Regions from separate parts of the Homo sapiens genome. Here regions 2 and 3 are each linked to region 1. Evidence: chromatin contacts called from ENCODE Hi-C or POLR2A ChIA-PET data. All regions are on one chromosome and are shown on one strand. The core of a region is the stretch at or near the end of the contact, and the rest is flanking DNA. Distances in the headings are between cores, read along the strand shown.

Region 1 (3,800 bases), core at 820-3,319:
TCTTGCATGATTCCCCTTATACGAGGTCCTTAGATTAGTTGAATCCAGAGACAGAAAGTAGGATGGTGGTTGCCGGGAGCTGGGGTGAGGAAGAATGGGGAGTCAGTGTTTAATGGGTCCAAAGTTTCAGTTTCACAAGATCGAACTGGAGATGGATGGTAGTGATGATTGTATAAGAAAATAAATGTATTTAATGCCACTGGACTGAACACTTAGAAGTTATTAAGACGGCAAATTTTATGTATACTTTACTATAAGTTTTGTTTTTGAGACAGTCTCACTCTTTCGCCCAGGCTGGAATGCAGTGGCACAATCTCGGCTCACTGCAACCTCAGCCTCCAGGTTCAAGCAATCCTCCTGCCTCAGCCTCCCTAGTAGCTGGGATTACAGACATGTGCCACCATGCCCAGCTAATTTTTGTATTTTTAGTAGAGACGGGGTTTTGCCATGTTGGCCAGGCTGGTCTCGAACTCCTGACCTCAGGTGATCCACCTGCCTTGGCCTCCCAAAGTGCTGGGATTAATTACAGGTGTGAGCCACCGTGCCCGGCCTATTTTACTATAATTTTTAAAAACTAAAACATGGAAATAATATGATTCCTAATCTATACTGGGAATGTTCTGTTACCTGATCTGAGTGTTGTCACACGGGCATGATGACTTCATGAAAGTCTATTATAATTTCTGTATTTTTCTGTATGTTAGTTGACTTCAGTAAAACTTATGATTATTACTTCTATTTATTATTATTATCATCATCATTGTTATTAGAGATGGGGTATCATTATATTGCCCAGGCTGGTCTTAAACTCCTGGGCTCGCATAATCTTCCCACCTTGGCTTCCCAAAGTGCTGGGATTACAGGCGTGGGCGACTGTGTCTGGCCAGATTATTTCTAATCAATAACTACACAGAAAGCACACTGTTATTTAAAGGATTCTATACTTCACCCAAAGGCAGAAGCAGTGGAAATTGAGAAAGGAGGTTGTAGTAGGTTGAAGGTTGAAGAGTGCCCTCTGCTAAATTCATGTCTTCCGGGAACCTCAGAAGGTGACCTTATTTGGAAATGGGGTCTTTGCAGATGGAATTAAGATAAGGATCAAGATGAGATCATATAGGATTAGGGTGGGCAATGACAGTGTCCTTAGAAGAGACAGAAGAGGCCAGACAGAGAAGAAGTCCACATGAAGACAGAAGCAGTGATTGGAGTGACGTGGCCATGAGCCAGGGGATGCCTGGAAAAGACAGAGAAGGATCCTCCCCTAGAGACTTTGGAGAGAGTGTGGATCTGCTGGCAGCTTGATTGCTGACTTCTGGCCTCCAGAACTATGAGAAAATAAACTTCTGTTGTTTTGGCGAGGCATGGTGGCTGACACCTGTAATCCCAGCACTTTGGGAGGCCAAGAGCAGGTGGATCACTTGAGGTCAGGAGTTAAAGAACAGCCTGGCCAACATGGCGAAACCCTGTCTCTACTAAAAATTAGCCGTGTGTGGTGGCACATGCCTGTAATTCCAGCTACTTGGGAGGCTGAGGCAGGAGAATCGCTTGAACCCGGGAGGTGGAGGTTGCAGTGAGCCAAGATCACGCCATTGCACTCCAGCCTGGGGGACAGAGTGAGACTCCATCTCCAAAAAAAAAAAAAAGCCAACAAAAAACATCTTTTTCATTGTTTCTTACAACCCTTATCACTTACGTTTTCATTTCACCCTCGCTGTCAGCTTCCCTTTGTCCTTCCGAAAGCACAGAAGTAAAAATGAAACATAGAAAAATCCCACCGGTAATCTAGACCGAGCCAGAAGAATGTACCTTTCTGAGAAAAGACCACCCATCAATAGATCTGCACGTGGGGATCTTGTGTTTACATGCCAAACTCGTGAATGGTAGAGCTGTCACCCTAAATGTGGTACCCTGTGGCCGGTTATGAGTCATTAAAAAAAAGGGAGACAGAGATTCACCGGCACATGTGTTCATACTGCTTGATGATGAAACTTTTCTTAGATCTGACCAAAACACCAACTGCCAAGCACATGGCACCACGGGGAAGGGGGAGGGATGAAGTTTTGTAAATTACCACTTCTTCTTTTGAGGTATGAAATATAATGTGGGTTATGAGTAATGTACCCTTTTAAGATATAACCAAGTTACCAAGCCTACCTAAATAACATCAGAAAACATGAGTTGACAATCATTTGGTTTTGAGGTAATAACATTTCCTCCTGATTCATTACATTAGCTCTTTGAATATAAGGAATGTCCTAATGCTTCCTACATATATGTATATTCATATTAAATGAGACAGTTTCAAGCAATTCCAGGAACTTGGATATTAAGTAACTATCATGTCATAAAGAGGGAGTGGGAGTTAGTTAGGCAAAGAGGGAAGGGGAGCAAAGACTTGAAACAGCATGAAACGTGCAGAGAATTGTATCCCGGATACAAGACAGGGAGTGAAAAAGTCTGACCAGAGAGTCTTTTTTTTTGTTGTTAATTTGTATTTTTGTTTATTTATTTATTTTTGAGACAGTCTTGCTCTGTTGCCCAGGTTGGAGTGCAATGGTGCAATCTTGGCTCACTGCAATCTCCGCCTCCCAGGTTCAAACAATTCTCCTGCCTCAGCCTCCCCAGTAGCTGGGATTACAGGCACGCGCCACCACGCCCAGCTAATTTTTGTATTTTTAGTACAGATGGGGTTTCACCATGTTGGCCAGGCTGGTCTCAAACTCCTGACCTGAAGTGATCCACCTGCCTCAGCCTCCCAAAGTGCTGGGATTATAGCTGTGAGCCACCGTGCCAGCCTTTTGTTGTTAATTTTTAATTTTTAACTTTTAGGTACATAGTAGGTGTATATATTTATGGGATACATGAGATATTTTGACACAGGCATGCCATGCGTAATAATCTCATCAGGGTGAATGGGGTGTCCATCACCTTAAACATTTATCCTTTGGGTTACAAACAATTCAGTTATACTCTTTTAGTTATTTTAAAATGTACAATTAAATTATGTTGACTATAGTCACTCTGTTGTGCTATCAATACCAGGTCTTATTCATTCTTTCTATTTTATTATTATTATTATTATTATTTTTGAGACGGAGTTTCACTCTTGTTGCCCAAGCTGGAGTGCAATGGCGTGATCTCAGCTCACTGCAACCTCTGCCTCCTGGGTTCAAGCGATTCTCCTGCCTCAGTCTCCCGAGTAGCTGGGATTACAGGCACGTGCCCCCACGCTCAGCTAATTGTTTGTATTTTTAGTAGAAACGGGGTTTCACCATGTTAGCCAGGCTGGTCTTGAACCCCTGACCTCAGGTGATCCACCCGCCTCGGCCTCCTGAAGTGCTGGGATTACAGGCATGAGCCACCGTGCCCCGCCCATTCTTTCTATTTTCTGTACCCATTAGCCATCCCCACGTCCCCCTCCTCCCCCAACTCCACTACCCTTCCCAGCCTCTAGTAACCATCCTACTCTCTATCTCCATGAGTTCGATTGTTTCAATTTTTAGCTCTCACAAATAAGTGAGAGCTTGTGAAGTTTGTCTTTCTGTACCTGGCTTATTTCATTTAACAGAATGACCTCCAGTTTCATCCATGCTGTTGCAAATGACAGGACCTTATTCTTTTTTATGGCTGAATAGTACTCCATTGTGTATATGTAGCATATTTTCTTTATCTGTTGATGGACACTTAGGTCTCTTCAAGTCTTAGCTATTGTGAATAGGGCTGCAATAAACATGGAGTGCAGCTATCTCTTCCATATACTGATTTCCTTTCTTCTAGGTATACACTCAGTAGTGGGATTG
Region 2 (3,800 bases), core at 882-3,381, 630 kb before region 1:
CGTGGTGGCGGGCACCTGTAATCCCAGCTACTCGGGAGGCCGAGGGAGAGAATTGCTTGAACCCAGGAGGCAGAGGTTGCAGTGAGCCGAGATCACGCCACTGCACTCCAGTCTGGGTGACAGAGTGAGACTCCATCTCGAAAAAAAAAAAAAAGTGCTGATATGCACATGTAAAGAATGAATTTGGATCCATCTCACACCATATACAAAAAATAACTAAAAATGCTTTAGGAGGCTGAGGCAGGTGAATCACCTGAGGTCAGGAGTTCAAGACCAGCCTGGCCAACATTGTGAAACCCCATCTCTACAAAAATACAAAAATTAGCCGGGCACGATTGCGGGTGCCTGTAATCCCAGCTACTTGGGAGGCTGAGGTGGGAGAATCACTTGAACCCAGAAGGCAGAGGTTGCAGTGAGCCAAGATCATGCCATTGCACTCCAACCTGGGCAACAGGGCAAGACTCGTTTTAAAAACAGAAATAGAGACCGGGCGTGGTGGCTCATGCCTGTAATCCCAGCACTTTGGGCAGCCAAGGCGGCGGATCACAAGGTCAGGAGATGGAGACCATCCTGGCCAACACGGTGAAACCCTGTCTCTACTAAAAAAAAATACAAAAAATTAGCCGGGCGTGGTGGCGGGCGCCTGTAGTCCCAGCTACTCAGGAGGCTGAGGCAGGAGAATGGCGTGAACTTGGGAGGCAGAGCTTGCAGTGAGCCGAGATCGCGCCACTGCACTCCAGCCTGGGTGACAGAGTGAGACTCTGTCTCAAAAAAAAAAAAAAAAGAAAACAAAACTAGGGGCCTGGCGCAGTGGCTCATGCCTGTAATCCCAGCACTTTGGGAGGCTGGGGCGGGCAGATCACCCAAGGTCGGGAGTTCGAGACCAGCCTGACCAACATGGAGAAATGCCATCTCTACTAAAAATACAAAATTAACCGGGCATGGTGGCACGTGCCTGTAAATCCCAGCTTCTAGGGAGGCTGAGGCAGGAGAATTGCTTGAACCTGGGAGGCAGAGGTTGCGGTGAGCTGCGATCCCACCATTGCACTCCAGCCTGGTCAACAAGAGCGAAACTCCATCTCAAAAACAAAACAAAACAAAAAACAAACACCTAGGCCAGGCGTGGTGGCTCACACCTGTAATACAGCACTTTGGGAGGCTGAGGCGGGCAGATCACAAGGTCAGGAGATCAAAACCATCCTGGCTAACATGGTGAAACCTCGTCTCTACTAAAAATTCAAAAAATTCGCCGAGCGTGGTGGCACGTGCCTGTAGTCCCAGCTACTCGTGAGGCTGAGGCAGGAGAATGGCTTGAACCCTGGAGGTGGAGGTTGCAGTGAGCCAAGATCACACCACTGCACTCCAGCCTGGGCAACAGAGAGATACTCCATCTAAAAAACAAAACAAAACAAAACAAAACAAAACAAAACTCTTCAAATAAAATGGGTGAGGCTGGGTGGGTGGCTCACACCTGTAATCCCAGCATTTTGGGAGCCCGAGGCAGGGGATCACCTGAGGTCAGGAGTTCGAGACCAGCCTGACCAACATGGTGAAACCCCACCCCTACTAAAAATACAAAAATTAGCCAGGTGTGGTGGCGCATGCCTGTAATCCCAGCTACTCGGGAGGCTGAGGCAGGAGAATCACTTCAACCTGGGAGGTGGGGATTGCCATGAGCCGAGATCGTACCACTGCACTCTAGCCTGGGTGACAGAGTGAGACTTGGTCTCAAAAAAAAAAGAGTTCAAGACCAGCCCCCTGTTCCTTAAAAAAAAAAAAAAAAAATTCTGGAGTAATACATTTGTTCAAAAGAAATTTAAAAAAATACAAAAATTAGCCAGTTGTGGTAGCCTATGCCTGTAGTCCAAGCTATTTGAGAGGCTGATGCAGGAGGATTGCTTGAGCCCAAGAGTTCGAGGTTGCAGGGAGCTAGGATCATGTCATTGCACTCCAGCCTGGGTGACAGAGACTCTGTCTCTTAAAAAAAAAAAAAAAAAAAAAAGTGCAGTTTCACTATGGAAAGCAGTTTGGCAGTTCCTCAAAAAGTGAAACAGAGTTATCATTTGACCCACCAACTCCATTTCTGAGTATAAAACCAAAGGAACTGAAAACATGTTCTCACAAAAGCTTGTACACAAATGATGACAGCAGCACTCTTCGTCATAGCCATCATAGCCAAAAAGTACAAATAACTCAAATGTCAATCAACTGATTAATGGATAAACAAAATGGGGTACATTCATACCATGGAATATTCAGCCCTGAAGAGGAAGGAAGTGCTGGAATGCCACCTGCTACAACATGGATGAACCTTGAAACATTATTTATGGCAAGTGGAAGAAGCCAGACACAAAAGGCCACATAGCGTACCATTCTATTTACAGGAAATGTCCTGAATAGGAAATCCAACTAAATTAGTAGTTGCCTAAAGCTGGAGAGAATGAGGAATGAGAAGTGACTACTACCGGGTATGAAGTTTCTTTTTATTTTATTTAATTAATTTTTTTTTTTTTTTGAGACAGGGTCTTGCTCCATCACCCAGGCTGGAGTGCAGTGGCAGGATCTTGGCTCACTGCAACCTCTGCCTCCCAGGTTCAAGCGATTCTCCTGCCTCAGCCTCCCAAGTAACTGGGATTACAGGCACCTGGAATCATGCCCAACTAATTTTTGTGTTTTTAGTAGAGGCTGAGGAGGGTGGATCACTAGGTCAGGAGTTTGAAACCAGCCTGACCAACATGGTGAAACCCTATCTCTACTAAAAATATAAAAATTAGCCGGGCATGGTGGCGGGCTCCTGTAGTCCAGCTACTCGGGAGGCTGAGGCAGGACAATCTCTCGAACCCAGGAGGCGGAGTTTGCAGTGACGCGAAATTGCACCACTGCACTCCAGCCTGGGTGACAGAGCAAGACTTCGTCTCAAATAAATAAATAAATAGGCCAGGCACAGTGGCTCACACCTGTAATCTCAACACTTTGGGAGGCCAAGGCAGGCAGATCGTTTGAGGCGAGGAGTTTGAGACCAGCCTGGCCAATATGGTGAAACCCCATTTCTACTAAAAATACAAAAATTATCTGTGCATGGTGGCGGGCGCCTATAATCCCAGCTACTCAGGAAACTGAGGGATGAGAGTCACTTCAACCCAGAAGGCAAGTGCAGTGAGCTGAGATCATGCCACTGCACTCCAGCCTGGGCGATAGAGCGAAACTCCCTCTAAAAAACAAACATAAATAAATAAATAAATAAAATAAAATAAAAAATAAATAGGCCAGGCGCAGTGGCTCACACCTGTAATCCCAGCACTTTAGGAGGCCGAGGAGTGCGGATCACAAGGTCAGGAGATCGAGAGCATCCTGGCTAACACAGTGAAACCCCGTCTCTACTAAAAATACAAAAAAAATTAGCTGGGTGTGGTGGCGGGCACCTGTAGTCCCAGCTACTCAGGAGGCTGAGGCAGGAGAATGGCGTGAACCTGGGAGGCAGAGCTTACAGTGAGCTGAGATCCTGCCACTGCACTCCAGCCTGGGCGACAGATTGAGACTTTGTCTCTAAATAAATGAATAAATAAATAAATATCAAATGGGGTGGGCCGGGAGCAGTGGCTCACCCCTGTAATCCCAGCATGTTGGGAGGCCAAGGCGGGCGGATCACCTGAGGTCAGGAGTTCGAGACCAGCCTGGCTAACATGGCGAAACCCCATCTCTACCCAAAATAACAAAATTAGCGGAGCGTGGTGGCGGGTGCTTGTAATCCCAGCTACTGGGGAGGCTGAGGAGAATCGCTTGAACCTGGGAGGTGGAGG
Region 3 (3,800 bases), core at 369-2,868, 620 kb after region 1:
TGAGGGTGGGGCTGCCATTACAAGGACTCCTATGGGTGGCACGAGTCGGGCCCAGGTTCCTCCTGTGTCACTGCCAATGCCACGCAGCCAGTGGACTGGGCCACCCGCGCCTGTCTGGGCAGCAGAGAGGGCTTCAGGCCAGCAGGCCGATTCCTCTCATGGGGGGTGGAGTCGTCACCAAGGACACCCCGGGGCTCCTCCTGCCCTCTGGGCGATGCGTCTGAGGTCAGGGGAGGCATGAGCAGGCAAGCCGGGGAGCCGCCCACACTCTGCCGGAAGAATGCCCTTCGTGGCGGCCAAGGAGAGCCAGGGAGTGGTGACCTCGGCCCGAAAGGAGGTTACACAGCCTGAATGTGTGGGTGCAGCCAGGTGGGAGGGGAACTGCACCCCTGATTCAGGGCTCCTAGTGACCCTGTCTGCAAGGTCACCCCAGCTGCATTACAAACGCCTGAAGGACGGAGTCCAGACCCCCCACTGTGAGAGGCAGGTTTATGGATGAGGAGAAACTTACAAGCCACAGAAGCAAACAGGACTGGTTTTCATTCGAGATAACAATGCCCACCCTCTCCTCCACCACCACCACTCTGCTCCGAGCCACTGTCATTTTTCCGATTATTGCTACAGCCAGCCACCTCCTGTCCTTGACCCCCTGCACTCCGACTTGTCCCTTACCGCCACGAAGACCCAGCAGCCACACCCCTGAGGGGACTGAGGCTCAGGAGAGCCTCCCAGAAGCAGGGCTGGGGTTGGAACCGAGGCTCCTAAATCAAGACTCTGCCAGATCAGGAGACCTGCGAGGCCACCAAGGAGCCACTGATGGCTCAGCTAGGAGGCTGGCGGATTTAAGGGGCCCAGCAGGCACTGTTGGGGCAGGCGCACCCCTGGTACAGGCGACGTAGCTGCCCGAGTCCTCAGCAATTTTGGTGACAAAAATTCCCAGAACTGAGAATTCTGTGTGGCACGAGCACCTCTGTCCGTGAGCTGCCTGGCACCTTTTTTTGGCCTCTCTGCCCAAACTCAGCCTTAGATCACCCCCTCGTGGGGCATGTGGCCCTCACATGCTGGTGTGACAGGTTACAGGACTCCCACCCTGTCACCACGGGGGTTGCGGGATGACGGAGCATACTCAAACCCAGCCAGCCGAAACCACAGACACCTCACCCCCAAAAACCCTGCCCGCTCGGGTCCCACGTGTTCCATCAGAGGACGCTACGGCCCGGCTTTTCTTATTATACCAGTGGCCATTCCTAGCGCCTTCTATGTACCAAGGACTGTGCCGGCTCATCCGGCAGGAAATGGCAACTTCCCCATTTGACAGATAAAGAAACCGAGGCACAGGGCGGTGAAGGTGAACTCATTCTCCCAGAGCCAGCACTCGAACCCTTCACCCAGCACAGCTGTTGAGACCAGCCTCTCTGCTCCCTCCTCCTTGCACCTTTTCACCCAGAAACGATGCAGGAAAGACGAGTGTCTAAGTCCACTGGCCCGTCTCCTGCCTCCTGTGGGCAGAGCAGACAAACCACAATGCCCACCTTTCCCCTCCTCAATTCTGAGCAATCAGAAGGTGTCCAGAAGAGACCGAGTGCTCCTGGGAAGAACCTCAGTTGTTAGAGCAACCATCACAATAGCCACTGTGTGCCCAGGCTATTACATGCCAGGCTCCACGCCAAGCACTCTACTTACACACCCTCTCTCCCTGGGATTCCCAACAGGCTACAAGAGGGGGACGATTGTCACCCTTTTTACAGATGCAGAAACAGGATGCCCAGAGAGGTTATACCACTAGCTTGGGGTCTCACAGACAGGAAGTGGCAGAAGAGAATTAGATTTGGGCTCGGACCCCAGACACCACCTCCTGCTATTCTGTTGGCCATGAAAACCAAGAATCATTCTAAAGGAGCGCCAGGGTAACAGAAGCTGGAGGAAGAATGACAAATTGCCAGGACTCCATGCAGATTGGCCAAAGCCATTCATTACTCATGAGCCCTGGACCAGCTTCCCAGTAAATCAACCCATTCAAGGTTTGATTGTGTTTGGGAAAAAAAAAAAAAAGTAATTGACTTGTAACACACAGGACACCTTTCAGGGCAGAAAGTGTGCCAGAGATCTGGGCTTTGCGGCCGCAAATCAGCCAAGATGCAAGTTTGCAGCTGCTTCCCAGCGAGGCTCGAGGCCACCGCAGGCTACAAGCTGAATGCAGCCAGGCTTTCGTGCCTCTCTTTGCCCCAACTGGCAACCTCTTCACCGAGTTCTCAAGTTACCCCAGTGATGAGAAACTGTATTTCTAGGTGTGGACATTGAGGGGACTCTGGGACAGAGGCAAGAACATTAAGAATTCTACCTCTGAGCTGGACCTATGCTCAGCTAAGCAGCCACCCGGAGGGGCCATGGAGCTCAAGTTTAAGGCACCAAGTGAGCACCCAGGAGGACATGGGATTTCACAGCCACAGACACACTGGGTGGGCACACGGGTTCAGCGGAGCAGCTGAGGTTTCCCACAATTGCCCCCCAAAACCATCACCACAGAACACATACCCCTCCCCAAAAAAGGGCGTTGCTCCTCTTCCCCAATGAGGGTATTAAGCTATACTCATCACTTTCTTATTTTTTTATTTTTTTTATTTTTTTGAGACGGACTCCTGCTCTGTGGCCCAGGCTGGAGTGCAGTGGCACAATCTCGGCTCACTGCAACCTCCGCCTCCCGGGTTCAAGCGATTCTCCTGCCTCAGCCTCCTGAGTAGCTGGGACTACAAGCACATGCCACCACGCCCGGCTAATTTTTGTATTTTTAGTAGAGACGGGTTTCACCATGTTGGCCAGGCTGACATCAAACTCTTGACCTCAGGTGACCCACCCGCCTTGGCCTCCCAAAGTGCTGGAATTACAGGTATAAGCCACTGTGCCCAGCCTATTTGTTATTTTTTTGAGATAAGGTCTCCCTCTGTTGCCCAGGCTGGAGTGCGGTGGTGCGATCACTGCTCACTGCAGCCTCGACCTCCTGGGCTCAAGTGATCTTCCTGCCTTGGCCTCCCAAAATGCTGGGATTACAGGTGTGAGCCACCACACATGGGCCCCACTTTATATTTAGGATGGCAAACAACCAGTCAACAGGCGTGTTTTGTTTGGCCTGCACAGTACTTTAAAAATGTTAAATCTGCTGCCAAACTTCAAACAAACAAACAAACAAACAACAAAACAGGCTTTGCATAAGAATCCAGACTTCTGGCTACTCTTGAAAACATGACCTGGGCCCACATGCCCCAGGGAGCGACAGCTTGCCCCAGATGGGCTCTCTGGCCCCCCTCAGATGCCCTCACTCTTGACACCTGTAAGCACCAGGTGCAGAAATCCCCACAACCACCAGGCTGCAGCCCAACTTGCTGCAAAGCTGGCCCTGGGTGTGCCCCGCGCCTCCTGTCTTGGCGGCCCCGTCACCTTACCCTGACTTCAACACCTTTCCCTTCCCATTACACTTGAGCTTCTGGGAGGAAAGGAAAAAATGAGGTCCCAGCAGTAGGAATATAGCCCCAACTGCTCCTCCCCAGCACGGACTCCTATATAAACTACAAGAATCCATCCCAGATTCTCCAGGCTAAGGCCAATTTCGAATGTTCTCCTGTGTCCAGGTCCAAGGGTTAGCCAACAAGACCATCTTAGGGTTACCCACCACTCAAGGGGACCCTGCTGACTCCCTCCAGGAAAGCTCTACTCCCTGTCCTTGTACTCACTCCTCATGGCTAGTCCCTGTCACCTCAAGAGGCCTGGCCCATGGCTGGCCTCACCCTAGCTAGGCCCAGGTC

What was found. Hi-C counts contacts between places; a loop is a spot of excess contacts on that map. ChIA-PET counts read pairs that join two places held with the same protein, here RNA polymerase II (POLR2A). Pooled maps may share reads with other maps.
Region 2: a pooled map shows a loop between it and region 1 (4-fold over the local background). The contact joins two enhancer-like sites. A Hi-C loop is called at or near these places in 1 of 50 pooled maps. POLR2A ChIA-PET finds 5 or more read pairs at or near these places in 3 of 52 experiments (B cell, H1 and activated CD8-positive, alpha-beta memory T cell).
Region 3: a loop to region 1 is called in a pooled map, with 2.5 times the contacts of the local background. The contact joins two enhancer-like sites. A Hi-C loop is called at or near these places in 1 of 50 pooled maps. POLR2A ChIA-PET finds 5 or more read pairs at or near these places in 2 of 52 experiments (HepG2 and activated CD8-positive, alpha-beta memory T cell).

What each region holds. Positions count from the first base shown.
Region 1 is chr12:122,645,205-122,649,004 of GRCh38, reverse strand. No RefSeq gene overlaps it. Among named protein-coding and RNA genes, the nearest start is that of MIR9902-1, 49 kb to the left of the region's middle. RefSeq lists enhancers at 1,643-1,702, 1,793-1,862. Within about 2 kb of position 2,069, at least 3 of the 41 ENCODE cell types and tissues checked have a DNase peak (open chromatin) inside an H3K27ac peak, as active enhancers do.
Region 2 is chr12:123,276,747-123,280,546 of GRCh38, reverse strand. No RefSeq gene overlaps it. Among named protein-coding and RNA genes, the nearest start is that of CDK2AP1, 6.8 kb to the right of the region's middle. Within about 2 kb of position 2,131, at least 3 of the 41 ENCODE cell types and tissues checked have a DNase peak (open chromatin) inside an H3K27ac peak, as active enhancers do.
Region 3 is chr12:122,026,665-122,030,464 of GRCh38, reverse strand. All of the region lies in intron 1 of BCL7A (BAF chromatin remodeling complex subunit BCL7A), which reads right to left. Among named protein-coding and RNA genes, the nearest start is that of BCL7A, 6.7 kb to the right of the region's middle. RefSeq lists enhancers at 649-748, 829-948. Within about 2 kb of position 1,618, at least 10 of the 41 ENCODE cell types and tissues checked have a DNase peak (open chromatin) inside an H3K27ac peak, as active enhancers do.